Regions from separate parts of the Mus musculus genome. Here region 2 is linked to region 1. Evidence: chromatin loops called from intact Hi-C (ENCODE). Cell type or tissue: left cerebral cortex. All regions are shown on one strand. Links, peaks and the distances in the headings refer to the core of each region. The heading gives the core; the rest is flanking DNA.

Region 1 (9,042 bases), core at 351-8,350:
GATGTTGGCTACTGGCTTGCTGTATATTGCTTTGATTATGCTTATGTATGTGCTTTGTATCTTTGATCTCTCTAATGCTTTTAACATGAAGGTGTGTTGGATTTTGTCAAAGGCTTTTTTAGCCTCTAATGATCATATGATTTTTTTTTCAGTTTGTTTATATAATGGATTATGTTGATGGATTTTTGTATATTGAACCATCCCTCCATCCCTAGGATGAAGTCAACTTGATCATGGTGGAGGATGTCTTTGATGTGTTCCTGGATTTTGTTTGTGAGTATTTTATTGAGTTTTTTGCATAAAGATTCATAAGAAAAGGAAGTCTGAAGTTCTTTTCATTTGTTGAGTCTTTGTGTCTTATAGGTATCCGGGTGATTACAGCTTCATAGAATGAGTTTGGCAATGTTCCTCCTGATTCTATTTTGTGGAATAGTTTGAGGAGTATTGATATTAGCTCTTTTTTGAAAATGTGGTAGAATTCTCCACTAAAAACACTTGGCCCTGGGCTTTCTTTTAGTTGGGAGACTTTTAATGACTGCTTCTATTTCCTTAGGGATTTTAGGGCTGTTTAAATGGTTTATCTGATCTTGATTTAACTTTGGGTAAGTGGTATCTGTCTAGAAAATAGTCCATTTAGTTAAGATTTTCAAATTTTGTAGCATGCAGGCTTTTGAAGTAGGACCTAATGATTCTTTGAATTCCCTCAGGGTATATTCTTATGTCTCCCTTTTCATTTCTGATTTTGTTTATTTGGATTCTGTCTTTCTGTCTTTTGGTTAGTTTGGCTAAGGATTTGTCTATCTTATTAATTTTCTCAAGAAAACAGCTCTTGGGTTACTTAATTCTTTGTATTGTTTTTTGTTTGTCTCTAATTTATTGATTTCAGCCCTGGGTTTGATTATTCCCTTCCATCTACTCCTTTTAAGTGTGTTTGTTTCTTTTTGTTCTAGAGCTTTCAGGTGTGCTGTTAAATTGCTAGTATGAGATCTCTCCAATTCCTTTATGAAGGTACTTAGAGCTATGAACTTTCATCTTAGCAGTGCTTTCATTGTGTCCCATAAGTTTAGGAATATTAAACCTTCATTTTCATTTGAATTCTAGAAATTCTTTAATTTATTTCCTCCCATCAGGACAGTGGTCATTCAGTAGAAAGTTGTTTAGTTTTCATGAGTTTGTGAGCTGTTATTTTTATTGTTATTGAATTCTGGCTTTAATCTATGGTAGTCTGATAAGATACACAATGTTAGTTCAATGTTGTTACATCTTTTGAGGCTTGCTTTGTGGCTGAGAATATGGTCAATATTTGAAAAGGTTCTATGGGGTGCTAAGAAGGTATGTTCTTTTGTGCTTGAGTGAAATGTTCTATAGATATCTGTTAGTCCCATTTGATTCATAATCTCTGTTAATTTCATTATTTCTCTGTTTAGTTTTGGTCTCAATGACTTGAACATCAGTGAGAGCCTTTGGGTATTGAAGTCTCCCCCTATTAACATTTGGGGTTCAATGTGCGATTTAAGCTTTAATAATGTTTCTTTTTACAGATATGGCTGCTCTTGCATTTGGGGCACAGATTTCAGAATTGAAGCATTATCTTGGTGAATTTTTTCCTTTAATGAAAATGTGTCCTTTTCCATCTCGTTTGATTAAAATTCATTAAATGTCTATTTTATCAGATATTAGAATGGCTATTCCTGCTTGCTTCTTAGGTTGGTTTGCTTTAAAAAAAATTCCAGTTCTTCATTCTGAGATAATGTCTATTTTTCTTGCTGAGGTGTGTTTCTTGTATGTAGCAAAATGAAGGATGATGTTTTCTCATCCATTCTCATCATTAGTCTGTGTATTTTTATTGGGGAATTGAGTTCGTTAATATTGAGAGATATTAAATGACCAGCATTTTGCTCATGTGAGGTTATTTATTTCCTATGTTTTCTTGCATGTAGTTACCCTCCTTCAGTTGGATTTTCCTTATAGTTTCTGTGGGGCTAAATTTGTGTCTAGATATTGTTTAAATTTGGTTTTATTATGAATTATCTTGTTTTCTTCACCTATGGTGATTGAAAATTTTGTTTGGTATTGTAATCTGGGATGACATGTTTTTGGTGTCTTAGAGTCTGCAAGATATCAACTCAGACCCTTCTGACTTTTACAGTACCTGCTAAGAAGTAAGGTGTAATTTTGATAGGTCTGCTACTATATGTTATTTGGCCTTTTTCCCTTGCAACTTTTAATATTCTTTCCTCAATATGCACATTTAGAGCTTTTATTATTATGTAGTAGGAGGAATTTCTTTCCTGGTCCAATCTATTTAGTGTTTTGTAATATATATGAAAAACCTTCTCCTATGATTTTATTGAAAATATTTTCTAGGCCTTGTATCTGGGAATCTTCTCCTTCTATTCCTATTATTCTTAGGCTTGGTCTTTTCATAGTGTCCCAGATTTCTTGGATGCTTTATGCCATGAACTTTTTAGATTTAGCATTTTCTTTGATAGATGTATTAATTTCTTCCATCATATCTTCTATGCTAGAGATTTTCTTTTCCATCTCTTGTATTTTTGTTGTTGTTGTTGTTGTTGTTGTTGTTTTACTGTAGTTTCTGTTCTCTTCACTAGGTTTTTCATCTCCAGGATTCCCTCATTTTTGTTTTCTTCATTGCTTCTATTTCTATTTTTAGTTCTTGAGCAATTTTATGCATTTCCTTCAACTGTTTGATTGTATTTTCCTGTATTTCTTTAACTTAATCATTTCCTTTTTTGAGGCTTCTATCTTTACAAGATTAGATTTAAGGTCCTCTTCTTGTGTGTCTGCTGAGGTAGGACATCCAGGACTTGCTGTGACAAATCCACAGGATTTAAGACTTTCTTTTGTACATTTCATACACAAATAACTATTAGAACACAATGCTAGAAGATGACACAAATACACCCAAACATACATCAACCCAAGATCTCAGAAACGTCCGTGGAACTGAGGGTCCCTGAAAACAGTACACTGTTGCTTCGTGGAAGTCTCTTTTTGACCCCCACTTTTAACTTAATCAGCACTGGTTCAGGCAACTCTAGCTGCTGTAACAAATAAACACAAAAGACATGATAGGTCGAAGCCTATAGATTCTTGGTATCTTTAAAGTCCAAAGTATTCTTCCCTGGCAGGCAGCTCTCATCTAAGAAGTTGGAGACTGTGATTGTTGCCTTTATATTGCTGTGACCTCAATAACTGAGAAACAGACTCAGAGAGGAAAGATTGGTTTTGGCTCTCTGTTCCAATGGAGTCGTTCATTACAAGTGGGGAAGGCAAGGCAGTGAGAGCATGTGTTATGCCCCGACTCTGCAGGAAACCCAGGAGAACTCAGGAAGTGCAGAGTCTGCTGCAGGTGGGCATGGAAGTCTTTTTATCGAAAATGAGTCAGACTCGGATCGCAAACCTTCCCACAGTGCAGGATAGAGTGTGCCCCCAAGCTCGGGTGTCTTAACACTTATATATGGTGTAGTTAGAAATTCCTTGAATGCTTAGGGTGAAGGGGAGGGAAGGCGGGTGAGGTAAGTCATAACTCAGACAGGATACCATTTGGTAGGGTGGAACTGTGAAACTGAGAGGGGGATTAAAGATTGTCTTTTGGGGGGCTATCAGGAACTAGTTCTCCCCACCACCTTTGTTTTTGTTTTGTTTTGTTTTGTTTTTTGCTTTTTTAATTTGGTTTTTGGTTTTTCGAGACAGGGTTTCTTTGTATAGCCCTGGCTGTCCTGGAACTCACTTTGTAGACCAGGCAGCTGGCCATAACTATCTGTGACCTCTGATTACCTCTTTTCTATGATTTAAGCATGAGACCCTAATCTCCTTTCTTCAAGGATAGGCACCAGCTGCAGCTGATTATCTAGGAGAATGCAAGCCTTGATGCCACTGAAACTGAGGAGATTTTGTCATTTGTCTTACTTAGGTTGGCACCCATGGCTCCTTGAGTCCTCTCTGAGCGGCCAGATGTGGAAAGAACCCCCACGTTTGCTGCAAGGCTGGAGAAGGGGCAGAGGTGGGCAAAAGCAGAGCTTCTGAGGGAAAGCACAGAGGCTAACCTCGGAAGCAAACCTCACCACGCTTGCTGGGGGAGAGCCTAAGGGGTAGTGGGACTTCTGCAGGACAGTGCAGAAACAAGCCACCTCTGCACTTCACAAGCAACAAAAAGAAACCAAAGAAGGAAAGATGGGGGTCCAGACCATCGTTTATTTTAATCGTCCAAGCCCCACTCATAGTGGCTTACTTCTTTCAGCTATTCCCTGCCTCCTAAAAGCTCCATGACATCCCAAAATAGTGTCAACCAGCAAGGAGCTCAACCACTCAAAATATGAGTCTGTGGGGAGATATTTTAAATGCAAACAAGAAAACGAATACCTCCCACCTTGTGGCTCCAACTTTTAGACATGAATTCTATGCCTGCTGTAAAAACCACAGAAGAAAGAGCCTGGTGGGTGGGAAGAAGCAGAGCTGTATGTTGTCCAGACCTGCAGTGCAAGTGTCGCCCCCACTCATTTGTCACCTCAACTAGGATACACCAACGTGGTCCCGCACAAACCAGGGTCTCGGGAGGCCGAGATCCGAAGACTGAGATTAAAAGAAGAGAATTTGGACAACTGCATCAATCCTTGCTTAGTGGTTTCCAGGGAAAAAATTTATTTAGCAACTAAAGGGAAAAAAAAAAAAAAAGCAATCACAAAACAAACATGCAACATGTGTGTCTTATCCAAACCAAGACACCAGAGACTAGATGGAGTCATTTTCTTGCGAGACCACAAGGTGGCTCTGTAGGGCTTCAGAGTCTCGAGGTTTTGCTCAGCGGTCCTTTGCAGTGAAGCAAGATTAAAAGGATTTTCCAGTGGTCTAAGCAAAGATATAAACGGCCCTATTCTTCTAAACCTGGCTCAAAGAATTGATCTGGGCCTGCCTCCACCTCGAGGAGATTAATAACTGGAAAAAAAGAGAAGTCAGTGAGGTTAAGCTGAGCATGGAGGTGTCCGCTGAGAGCAGCCCCTGTGTGTGGAAAGTCTGGCCGCACCTCCAGCTCTGCCCTAGAGTGCTCAGTGGCGCATAGCCTTTTGCTACCTCTGTTTCATTTCCTGTGGAATGGATGCATAAGGCTACTTAAATTTAATGCGTTTCTCCAGCTTCTCCAGGTGTTTTCACAAGCATCCTCTGCTCTAGGATAAATAAAATAAAATAGAGGTGGAGGATCCAGAGGGTAAGACAGTAAGCAGGCACTCCAGTGTGCCTCTGCAAGAAACGTATGGGCGGAACACTAGTGTTAGTGCTGTGTTCTCCAAGTGGTTCAGCTACAGAAGACAGGGGATGAGCTAAGGGCTCTTTGTCCAGCATTCTCACATTGTGTTAATGAAACACACAGAGAGAACTGAAAATAGGATTCTTATTCCCAAGATGGGATCTAGCTCTAAACTTCTACCTCAGCTATTGCAAATCAAAAGTACACTCATGGAGAGCTGAAGAGAGGGCTCAGGTGCTCTTCCAGGAGACCTGAATTTGATTCCCGGCACTTATATGTTAGCTCTCAACTATTTGTAACTCCAGCTCCAGAAGACCTGGCCCCATCTTCTCACCTCAGCTGGCAATGAATGGACGCAAAACACTCAGACACAAAATAAAATAAAATAAAATAAAATAAAATAAAATAAAATAAATCTAAAACCGGATTTTAAAATCACTCAGAAGAAATGCACAGTCATATAGTTAGGTGTGGCTAATTAGGCAATAGCATGCAAATCTCTTTTTTCCATTAATTTATTAATTCACTTTACATACCAATCACAGTCCCCTCCCTTCCTCCCAGTCCTTCCCCCTCACACAACCCCTCCCCTGTCCCCTATCTCCAATCCTCCATCCCTCTTCGCCTTCACCTCTGAGAAGAGAGAAATCTCTCCTGGGGAGCCAGCTCATCTGGATACCTCAAGTCAGACAGCGTTAGAGTATATCCTCTCCCACTGAGTCCAGACAAGACCGCCCAGTTAGGGGAGCAGGATCTGCAGGCAGACAACAGAGTCGGGGGAAGACCTCAGTTCTATGTTGGGGGACTCATAGGATGCAAATCTTTGGCTTCAGACAAAGTAGAAATAAATTCACAGTTAAAATGTATCTTTAGGTCTGGAAATAGAACCTGATGGTAGAGTGCTTGCTTGGCACATGTAAGGCCCTAAGTGCCCCAAAAGCAGGCAGGGTGGCGACGGTAGAGGGTAGAGGGTAGAGGGGGGAGCGGGTGTATTTTATTCCCTATGTGATTTCCAGATCCTGTGATATTTACCAATGCCTTGCACGTAACATAAGCAGACCGCGTTAGAAGCTAGAAGTAATACCAGATCTTGGGGGCCTATTCTTCGCCTAATGCTTAACAATAACTCTACATATATGATTTTTTTTTTCATCCTCACACTGATCCTGAAATCAGGGAACAGTTTAACACCTCCTTCCAGGTGATACTTGACAGAGTTAGAAATTCTGCAAAGTGGCATCAGCAGGGAAGAGCAGAAACTGAGCCCGGCAGTGGTCCACTGCAGTGTGGCCGCACACGTTTGTACACAGATACCACAGCTGCTGCTGCTACTAAGTTACTTCCCACTGCTGTCTAAACTCACTCTGCACTTGGTGTGTGGCAACCTACAGGCTGATAGGGGAGCCCTCTCTGCACAGACTCTCAGAGAGGATAATAATTGAAGCCGTGCTGCCTCACTTCCTGTTTCCTCCCCACCATTGTGCGGACAAGAATGGCTTTTCTTACAATGTTCTGGCAGCTACCCATGACCGGGGTCTGTGCCAATACGATTCAGATTCCATCTGTGTTCTGGGCTAGTGTTCAAACGTGTCCTGAGTCTCTCTGGGCCACTTTATTCCTCCCGCACTGCTTTGAAATCCTGTCGTTAAGGATAGAATTAAGAGATCGAATTCTGAGCAGCACTGGGCACCCAGAACTTGGAAGCCCTGAGACTCCAAGCATAAAGCTGACCACCCAGAATCCAGTCCTGGGGGGGGGGGGCTGCTCGCTCCAAAGGGGCCAGACAGAGACTTCTAGCTTGCTGGGAGGGGTGCCTCATTCCTGCCCAACAGCCCCAGCCCTTTGTGTGGGCTTTGTTTTGTCTTCTAGGGCAAAAGCTCATCCCTCTGCCACTCCTTTACAAGCCAGCTCATCTGAAGGGACCAGTTAGTCACGGATTCCAAGTCATTAAGGAGAGACAGCACGTTTTAGTAGCAGAGCTTCCCTCGGACTTTTAAATCCTAAAAGGACTACCACATGGCATCTAGTTCTTCCTCCCTGGATGCGGTGGGGAGGGACTGGGAAGTTCAAGACTCTTTTTGAGCTTTCTGATCGAGCCTCTTTGGACATCGGCAGCACTCATAATACTCACTGTTCAAAGCTGATCTTTATAGAACACTGGGCACTTGGTCTGTGGAACTAAGGCAGTTCCAATTCACTGTGGTGTCATCATTGTCATTTGACAGAACATGGAGTTCTAGTCTAGTCTAGCTATGCCCAAGGACGTACCTCTGTGGAATCCGGTGGTTACAGGATAGCTAGTGAGGAAACAGAAATATCATGAGATAGCTTTTAAAGGCGTCTCCCTCATCTCCAGAGACCTGTGCTGGTTAGCACTCAATTTTCAACATGACTGGCTAGACATCTACATCAACATTCAGATCCTGTACTGGCTATTTTTGTGTCAACTTGACACAGCTGGAGTTATCACAGAGAAAGGAGCTGAGGAAATGCCTCCATGAGATCCAACTGTAAGGCATTTTCTCAATTAGTGATCAAGGGGGAAAGGCCCCTTGTGGGTGGGACCATCTCTGGGCTGGTAGTCTTGGTTCTATAAGAGAGCAGGCTGAGCAAGCCAGGGGAAGCAAGCCAATAAAGAACATCCCTCCATGGTTTGTGCATCAGCTCCTACTTTCTGACCTGCTTGAGTTCCAGTCCTGACTTCCTTTGATGATGAACAGCAGTATGGAAGTGTAAGCTGAATAAACCCTTTCCTCCCCAGCTTGCTTCTTGGTCATGATGTTTGTGCAGGAATAGAAACCCTGACTAAGGCAGATCCCTTTACCAGAGTAGCTACACACACACACACACACACACACACACACACACACACACACACACACACCAGTAGAGGACTCAGTAATAATCGATGACAGGCTCAGGCTCTGGTTGTCAGAAACAGGAAGTAAAGTGCAATGACCTAGGACCAAGGAACCTGGTAACCCAGGGAAAAGATTTAAGAGAAAAATCAGATGACACAATTAGACCCTAGAAATAAAGAAGACTACTAGGGGTTCTGGGTCTTTGTTGTGTCAGGTTCCAGAATCTATCCTGGCCCAATACACCTTAGGTATGGAGGCAGACTGTTTGCCCACAGGACATGCAGACCCTCTTAGCAAAGAAAGTCGCAGCATTAGCAGGTTGCTTTGCTGGGTATGGCAAGTTTACCAAGATGATTCACTGGCCACCACTAGCTGTGGAATTACTTTTCATGATTTCTATGAAACTACTATTTAAGAGGCTGTTTCTTGGGTAACTAAGGCTGTTTCTTGGGTAACTAAGGCGAGAGTTAGGAAACAGATATCATGTGGCTTTAAACAGAGCCTCCCTCATCTCCAGAATCCCGTGCTGGTTAATGCTCAGTTTTCAGCAGAACTGGTCAGACATTTGTAAGAACTATATTTCCCATTCTGAGAAACTTGGCAAGCAGAATTGCTACAAAGAGCTACTGAACTATGCAAAAGTTGAAACTCCCTGTGATCTGTGGGTTAGTAAGGATCCCCTCAGTGGCTGTTTTATGTCTCTTTGTGCCCAGCCTGCACAGTATAGCAAAAGAGCCTTTCCAAGCACACGATTCTGTGGATGGGAAAAGGAAATTTACCAGCACATACTCACTTTCCCGAACATCTAAACTTACGTATTTATTAGCTTAAAACACATACAAATCACATACTTGGTTACTGTTGGGTCAGGTGGGTAACTTCCTCTCTTATACCTGCACTTGATTCTTTCAA
Region 2 (9,042 bases), core at 252-8,251, 200 kb after region 1:
CTATTGGATGGATCACAGGGCCCCCAATGGAGGAGCTAGAGAAAGCACCCAAGGAGCTAAAGGGAACTGCAACCCTGTAGGTGGAACAACAATATGAACTAACCAGTACCCCTGGAGCTCTTGTCTCTAGCTGCATATGTAGCAGAAGATGGCCTAGTCAGCCATCATTGGGAAGAGAGGCCCCTTGGTCTTGCAAACTTTATATGCCTCAGTACAGGGGAATGCCAGGGCCAAAAAGGGGGAGTGGGTGGATAGGAGAGTGTGTGTGTTGGGGGGGGGGGACCTGGGAGTCTTTTGGGATAGCATTTGAAATGTAAATGAAGAAAATACCTAATTAAAAAAAAGAAACCCGAAAAATATGTCAAATTAAAATTTTAAAATTTGATTTAATTGTATCTGATTAATTTTATGGAAAAAGAAAAACTATATATACTTATGATGTTACAATAAATGATAAAATATGTACATATTTCAGAGTGGACTAATTGGGCATAAGCATCCCCCATCCCCTCTCATACTTACTGCTAGTGTGGTGAGAACACGTGGTACTTGTCAAATAGTCAACACATCCCATTAGTTCTCAAAATGCCTTACTATCTGAATTTTCATTATTCAAATTTTTAACATAAAAATCAAGAACTAATTAGACCACTGAAAAGATCTATGAACTGTGTGATTACAATACCAGCAGACATTCCAAATGTTGGGATTTTGATGTCTAACCATTTCTAAGAAAAAGAGTCAATAGAGGAACTAAGGCTTGTTACCAAAGTGACTGAATGACATTTGGGACAAAGAAATTACAGGATAGGCCAGTACATCCTACCACACAAGGGAGCAAAGGCATGTTTAAAAACAACAGAGCTCCATCAGCCAATGAAGGAAGGAGTCAGCGGCAAAGGAACTGTTATCAGCTCACATTTTAATAAGCTTAGCAAAAAAAACCAACTGACCATAGAAATAAATAGTTTGATTGGCTGAAATATTCAATTCATGCAAGCCATTAATATATAAGGAAAATTTTCAAACAAGGGAAAAGTTCAATTGCCACCATTTAAAATGTCAACAAAATGAGCAAAGGCTCTGCACAATTGAGCCACCATAAATTAATTCCTTATGTTGAAACTGGGAATTAATGGTTACAAATTCTATAGCAAAGCTATTTCTGATAATACTATCTTGCAGAGTACCAAATGGTCCCCAAATGAAGAAGAGCTCTTAACTAAAAGTCAGTCAGCGCAGAAAGATGATTGCGTTAGAAAAATGATAGTTCTGAAAGTCCCTGATTCTGACAAGAGTTATTAATGGTATTTAAAAACACCAGGAAAAAAATATAAAAAAAATCTTGATATCACAACCTACACTATTGTCTCTAATGTCATGCTTTACAGGAAAGCAGTGGGCTCTCATTACCTTAATCTACTATTACAAATGGTCGAGTAGGCAGGGCACATATGCCCTCTCAGGTATACAATGTAAAAACACAAAAACAAAAAACACACAAAAAAAAACATATATCGCCTTGTTTGGAACAAGCAAAAGAAACTTATTCTAAGTCCTACCTTTTCGTTTTCAGACTCCATTTAATGATAGAGAGAAACTAAATTCAAGGTCTCAGGCCCTAGGGCAGCTGGGGATTTGCCTATAGCTGAACAGCTTCTATTGTAAACAGTTGTCTGTGTAAACACATCTCAGGGACAACTTGTAAGGAGACAGTTGTGAGTCCAGCTATCTCAAAGACAACTTCTCTATCTTCCTGGAAGGATCAAACTAAGTTCATGTTCCCAAGCCAGGAACCAGCTCCTATCACCATTGATGGAAACTCCCTACTCAACCCCTTATGTCAAAATATGATGGGAACAATGCTACCACCCACCCAGCTCCCCATCTCTCTATGGTTTCATCCTTTAAATATGCTGTGCAATGTTCCTTCAGGGTAGCAGTTTAGCTCCCTAGTCTGTCCTGTGGCCCTGATCAATCAGTAGCAGCTTGATTACAATAAATTGTTGTCATCTGCCTTGACCTGGTGTTTGAGTTCTGTTGGATTTAAGTGGATCTGCAACAGTCTATGATTCATTCTTGCCAAAATTGTTCCATTTTTTATTTTAATCCTGACTTTAGATTACCCCAAAGGAGGACATACAAAGGTAGCAGAGTAAAGGGAAGTCCCCATAAGACAACTGGACAAATCCGAGGATGGGACATGTTACAAGACAACACATGGCCAGAGGACTGCTTTAGACTAGGTAAGTGTTAAGGAACACAATAACCAGAGACAATGCAATCCACGATTGACCCCAGTTTGAACAAATAAGCTGCAAGTGATAAACTGAAGTGATTGAGTTAATTTTAATATGGACAAGAAATTTAATGATGCTAAATACTTTCTAGAAGTAACCATGTTATTTCTGGCTACATAAGAAAATGTTTTCATTTTTTACCAGTGTACCCTGAACAGTTTAAGAGACAGACTATACTGCTAACTATCATCTTGGAATTACTCTAACATGAACAAAGTGAATTTATGTGAATTGAAGTTGTATCTACACTAAAAAAAACAACAACATACAAAAAGTGCTGGGACTTTACAAAATAGCCAAACCATGTCAAAAGTAAAAAAGAATAAATTAAACATGGAGAAGTTTGGATATATTTTTAAGGCTTTTTCTTTTAACCTTTTGAGATTGTGAACTACCATTTAAATATAGCTATCAAACCTCTTACAGTGGTAACATTCACCCATAACTTCAGGAGAGAACTACCCTGGAGCCTTTAGGATGGTGAAGGCTGAGACGTCAGCGATTCGAAAGGACAGTATAAAGAGTGACATGCCGGGTCTGGAGCACACTAGATCCTGTGAGGGAAAAGAAGCTTTTCAATTAAAATTACTTCTGCCTCTGCCTCCCAAGTGCTGGGATTAGAGGTGTGCACTACCACTGTCTAACTTTCAAGAATTATTATTACAGTGTCAACAGCTTTTGCTGTTGTTTGTTTGTTTTTCGAGACAGGGTTTCTCTGTATAGCTCTGGCTGTCCTGGCACTCACTTTGTAGACCAGGCTGGCCTTGAACTCAGAAATCCGCCTGCCTCTGCCTCCCAAGTGCTGGGATTAAAGGCGTGTGCCACCACGCTCGGCTGCCTGGCTTTTTATTTTATTTTATTTTTTAGGACTTCCCTAACCCTTAAGCCAGAAATATGTTGTGAAATAAATGTCCTTTGCACAACACAAATTTCCAGCATCCCCCTGGCACTTTCCCATCATCCAGAACATCAACTGCAGCTACAGAACTGAGTGTTCAGTAGCCGGTGATCTTACACACACAGGATCAATGTGCCCTCTGCTGTCCAGACTGAGACAGACATTTCCAAGGCCTCCAGTGGGGACTTTAGAAATCACAGCATGAAAGAAGGGACTGCAGAAGCCAACCTTATCTGCTTGCTCCAAAGGGCAAAGAGCAAAGTAGGTGATAGTGCCCCCAAGGCCTCAAAGGCATGACCTGGAAAAGGAAGCACATTTCTGATCACGCACAGCAGTTCTTTCTAAAATAGAGAGAAAGAAAGAGAGGAAGGAAGGAAAGGATGGAGTGAGGAAGACTCAAAAGATGCTTCCTGTTTCAATTCGTCAAGTGGAAACATGGAAAGGATTTGTGGGCAAGGAGGGAAAGACAGAGAGAAGACATCTTCTAAATAAACTCCAGAGAGGCAAAGATACATGCTTGCATTTTGTAACTGCTCCAGAATGAAGCATATATCCAGAAGTAATACAAAATCTATTAAGCACAATGAGTGGCAATTTGGGGCAATGAGGATGGGGAAGAATACAGAGCTCCTGCTGCGTGCTATCAACCACCCGGCCATCTCCAGTCACCTGCAATATTTTCATAACGTGTTCTGATAGGAGGATGACCCTCAGAGAAGTCACATAGTTTCCCAAATAACATGACTAACAGTTAGAAATCAAACACAATTCTTTGTACATGCTGTGATAAACACTGCTTCCCATCCCTGCTTCTGACATGCACTATCTCTCTGCTATTTTCATAGCATACAGGTAGTTATGGATAGGGTGACAAGCTTTCCCCCTCACCAGGGGCCACTCAAGAATCTTCCTCTAAAATCTGTGGGTACAACCATAAGCCGTTTACTAAATCACGTTCCAAAACCCAGGGAATGCTGGTCCTTGTGCTGACCTTGATGGCCATTTCTACAGCGTCACATTTAGCTCAATTAAGTCAACAGATTAAGACAAAAACAAAAGCAAAATCACACGTTCTCAACAGCCTTTCATTTTAGAAACTCACCATATGGTAGTCTTATTTAGGCACTCAGTTATACAATAATTGAAGCCAGAAATTGTGTTAAGGATATAAAAGGCATCCTTGGAGATAAACATGACTGGGGGCGGGGGTGGGGGGAGAGAAGGAGATAAACCAGACTCATACTTCCAATGAGTCAATATGCCTTAGGGAGGCTCTCGTGGCAACCCTAATCCAGAGATGGGAACATGAAGACCTTCTCGCTCTACTCAGATGTGCATGCTGCAGATGTGTTTAGAGATTATGGTACTGCATTCTGTTAGCTTCTCAAATAGGATGTGACAAAGCACATTTGATTCCTGAAGGAAAGGACATCTCTAAATCAAAAGGACACAAGCTCTCAAATTAAGAGCTAAAATTGAGCCCGGCATAGTGGCGCACTCCTTTAATCCCAGCACTCGGGAGGCAGAGGCAGGCGGATTTCTGAGTTCAAGGCCAGCCTGGTCTACAGAGTGAGTTCCAGGACAGCCAGGGCTATACAGAGAAACCCTGTCTCAAAAAACCAAAAAAAAAAAAAAAAGAGCTAAAATTGAGAATGGCCATGGAATGTAAGGAGGGTCCTGTGGCCATAGGGGAGAAGCCTGTGTGTCTGGAGTCAGTCCTTCTAACCTACAGGCTCTGGTGGCCCCAGGGCTAGGACAAGAATGGAAGGTAATGATGGTGTGTCTTATGGATCAAACCATTGGGAGTGACTTCCTGTTTATCTTCACTTTATTGCATCAAAGCGGCTCAAAACCTGCTTGAACACTGCATGTATTTGTCTCCACAGAAGGAAGACAGGGAGCAAAGGAGACTGGATTTAACTGAAAGAATTAAGAGGCAATGCTTTTTCTGGGTGACAAGGTAGTGACAGCAGAGAAATGCTGATGAGAGGAAGAGGAATTTTACACACAGGAATTATTCTCTCCCCCACCCCCCACTTTACTGCCAATCACCGAGGTCTGGCTTGCACCCTTTGTTTTGGTGTCAGGACTGAGCCTAAAACTTTATGCTTGGTTAGCACACACTACTACAACACAACAAACAAACAACAACAACAAAATGAACAAAGCTACATCCGAAAGTCTACAGGACAGATGGTGGGCGTTTCCTAAGCTATTCTTCAAATATAACACCTTTCTATGCAATGACACCCTATTTATTTTTCAAGGGATTTTTTTTCTTAATTGTATGTATGTTTGTCTGAATGTATGTCTGTATACAATGTGAGTACAGTGTCTAGGGATGCAGCCCCTCAGGACTGGAGTGTTTAGATCATGAAGTCTGAGTAACCTTGTGGGTGCTGAGATTTGAACTTGGGTCCTCTAGAAGAGCAGGTAGTGTTCTTAACCACTGAGCCACCTCTGCAATGCAGTAACACCTTAGTCTTGACACATTTTTGTCTATATTAAGCAGGAGAGACACCGAAGTCCCTTCCTTCTATACTATGTTTTATAAAAATAGTATATTTATTTTTAAAAAAGAGATTCATAGAAATACAATATCATGGTGAGACAAAAACAGCAAGGAAAAGGAAAACAAAGACAGTGGTCCACAACATGAGTGCTCCTTTACAAAGTGCGATGCTGTTTTTGTGCTCGCTCACCTGTTAGTTTGAAAGATGAAAGAACTAGAGAGCATTTTGCTTCCACACCACTTTGGTAACTCAGAATGGCAGTAGCTACCACAATACCATTGTACAAGGCAGGTTCTTTATAAGTAATAAGATGCACTTCTAAAGCAATAGCTCAGCATGCGTCTAAGTATGAAGTTCTTTTACTAACTGTACAACTCTGTTTAAGAACAAATTAAACTATGAGCTTTCCTTTTATTTGTTTTTTAAATGCTGAGGGCATTATTTTTATTTTTAATATTTGTATTTGTGTGTGTGTGAGAGAGAGAGAGATTGATTCTGCAGTTGATATGAAAACAGTCAACCGAACTCCAAATAGAACATGACCCAAAACAATGGAAACAGACTGCACAGTTCTCAAGATCTAATTTGTGCAGACAGCTTTACTGCATTGTCTAAAGCTAGACACAGTAGTTAAGACTTTTGTATAAAGAGGCTATGATAGAGGATGGTAGGCAAGACCGTTACTATCATCACTCCTGAGTGCCATGCAGTGGGAAATACCCAAGCTACATACATGACTTCACCACCACATACAAATGCAGGCACTATTCACGGGCTAGAAACAGGGATTTAACAAGACAGGAACTTTTGTCTGCCCAGTGCTAAGTCACCAATAAATTTAACAATATATGACCAGTAAGTGGGTAGAAGATGAATTCCTCCATTTATTGCACAGCATTTTAACCTGTATTGGAAGATATTCCATTCTGAAGGGTAAATTTCTTTCCAGGGCCCACACACACAGCATACAAGCATTTCAAAGGCAGCCCAAAACAGTACATGATGCCAAGCAAGAATTGAAGTTTATATTTCCTGTTTTATTAAATATAAAATGACATATTACTGTTCATCTTCCTTTATAATCTCGTTTTTAAAAGTTATTTATTTTTTAATATACAGAAGTGCTCTGTCTGCATGTACATCTACATGCCACAAGAGGGCCTCAGATCCCTTTATAGATGGTCGTGAGCCACCATGTGGATGCTGGGAATTGGACTCAGAATCTCTGGAAGAGCAGCCAGCATTCTTAACGATTGAGCTATCAAACCTTTATAATCTCTTGTTCTAAATGTTCCTATATATGTTCTCCTGATACCATTATTATAATTCTATGCCATGCCACATTTCAGAACTGGAGGCTAGAATCTACTGTAGTGAAAGCAGATGAAGACAACCCCAAAATCCTAAAACATGAAAACCAACCACACATTTTGCACAGAGGTGACATATGTAACTTACAATCCACTCTTGCATTCTACTATTCCTTCAGCCCTGGGGCTGTAGTCACTTCCTAAATCTCCATCCAAACAATCCAGTTATACTTCTCATATAATCTAAACTGTTTACACCCTAGTTCAATTAATATCCCCCTTTAAATATAATACCCAAGCCTAAATTGCTCACATAGCATATAGTTTGACAAATCATTTGCTCACTGTTCACTGAAAGTACAGAACTAGGGAAATACTTATAGACATAAGTTCACTAACACAGACTGACTTAAGAGAATCAGGGAAGCTGGACTGGATTAAGTACCATCCCCTTGAAAGACGCACATCTTCCTTGACCTCTACGGGACCTTGTTTGGAAACTGGATCACTGCAGATATAAGTAGCGGGACTGAGGTCTTGATGGGGTAAAAAAAAAAAATTTTTTTTTTTTTGGTTCTGTTTTGTTTTGTTTTTCGAGACACGGTTTCTCTGTATAGCCCTGGCTGTCCTGGAACTCACTTTGTAGACCAGGATGGCCTTGAACTCAGAAATCCACTTGCCTCTTATAGAGAAGAAATGGACACAAGCACAAAATGAATGCAGTGTGCCGACGTAGACAAAAAGGAGATGGCTATATGGCAGTGGAACAGAGCCAAACAGCTGCAAACCATGAAATATCAAGGATTACCAATGAACCCCAGCAGCCAGAAGAGGGGCATGGAAAAAAAAAACAAAACAAAAACAAAACTCCTCTCCCTTTGAGCCCCTGAGGTGAATTGATTGAAAATGGTCCCTGTAGGCTCCTGTTTGAATACTTGATCCCCAGTTGGTGGAACTATTTGGGAAGATTGGATGGTGTAGCCTTGGAGGAGGTGTGTTACCAGGGTGGGTTTGATGTTTCAAAAGACTGGAGTCATTACCAATGTGCATCTCTCTCTACCTGCTTGCAAATCGAGATGTGAGTTCTATGCTGTTCCTGCCACCATGCCTTTGTTCCACCATCAAGGACTCTCAGCCTCTGAAACCATAAGCCCAAATGAAACCCTTTCTTTTATAAGAACTTTGTGTCTTTGTGTCTTATCACAAAAATAGAAATGTAACTAAGATAGCCCCCAACAAGGGCCTAATCCTGCCCACATCTTGTTTGGACTTGTAACCTCCAGAAGTGAAAAGTTGTTTTCACTTCCGGGCTTATAGTTCTTTGCTCCAAAAGCCAATTTTCATAACCATCAGTAGTGTAAAATGCCACTACCTTTGCCAGCATTTTGTGTTTTCTTGGTGACAGCCATTCTGAGATGCAGGCTTCATGTTATTTTGATCTGCATTTTCATAATGACTAAGGAAGTTGAACATATTTTTATTTATTTATTGGTCATTCATGTTCCTTCCTTTAAAAACTGTAGCTCTAGTCACGATAGCTAAGACATGGAATCAGCTAAGATGTCCATCAACTGATGAATAATAAAAATGTTGTATACATTCACAGGAAATTTTATTCAATCATAAAGAACAGAATTATATTTTTGCAGAGAAATGAATGATAGAGATCATTTGGTTAGGTGAAATATATATATATATCAGACTCTGATAAATATTACTGGTTTTCTATCATATGCACAACCTAGATTTCATACATATATACATACATACACAGACACTGAAACAGGAATTATTCAGCAGGGTGGGGGAGATCTAAAGAGACTGGAGAACAAGAGAAGGTGATGTGGACAAAAAGAAAGACAAATATTGCCTGTTTTCTCTTGAATGCAGAATCTAGATCCAAATGTCTACATAAATGGATAAACGTATGTGCATGACAATGAGAAACACTATGGGGACAGGATGGGGGCTAGGACAGTGATGAACTTTATTTCGGTATGGTAATGGACAAAACAAAGATG

The links. Peaks named below come from ENCODE experiments on the same cell type or tissue, not always from the same donor. Only the 100,000 strongest peaks of a DNase experiment are listed, where the experiment ranks them.
Region 2: it touches region 1 in a loop (4-fold over the local background); 10 of 42 quality-filtered maps call a loop at or near these places.

Annotation. Positions count from the first base shown.
Region 1 is chr7:93,091,584-93,100,625 of GRCm38, reverse strand. No RefSeq gene overlaps it. Among named protein-coding and RNA genes, the nearest start is that of Fam181b, 16 kb to the right of the region's middle. In left cerebral cortex, for the core only: a CTCF peak has its summit at 4,783 (motif pointing right); DNase peaks (open chromatin) are centred at 4,448, 4,800 and 6,803; H3K27ac peaks cover 259 bases.
Region 2 is chr7:92,891,546-92,900,587 of GRCm38, reverse strand. All of the region lies in intron 1 of Prcp (prolylcarboxypeptidase (angiotensinase C)), which reads right to left. Among named protein-coding and RNA genes, the nearest start is that of Gm40448, 19 kb to the right of the region's middle. In left cerebral cortex, for the core only: CTCF peaks have their summits at 3,346 (motif pointing left) and 6,867 (motif pointing right); DNase peaks (open chromatin) are centred at 3,339 and 4,287; H3K27ac peaks cover 1,053 bases.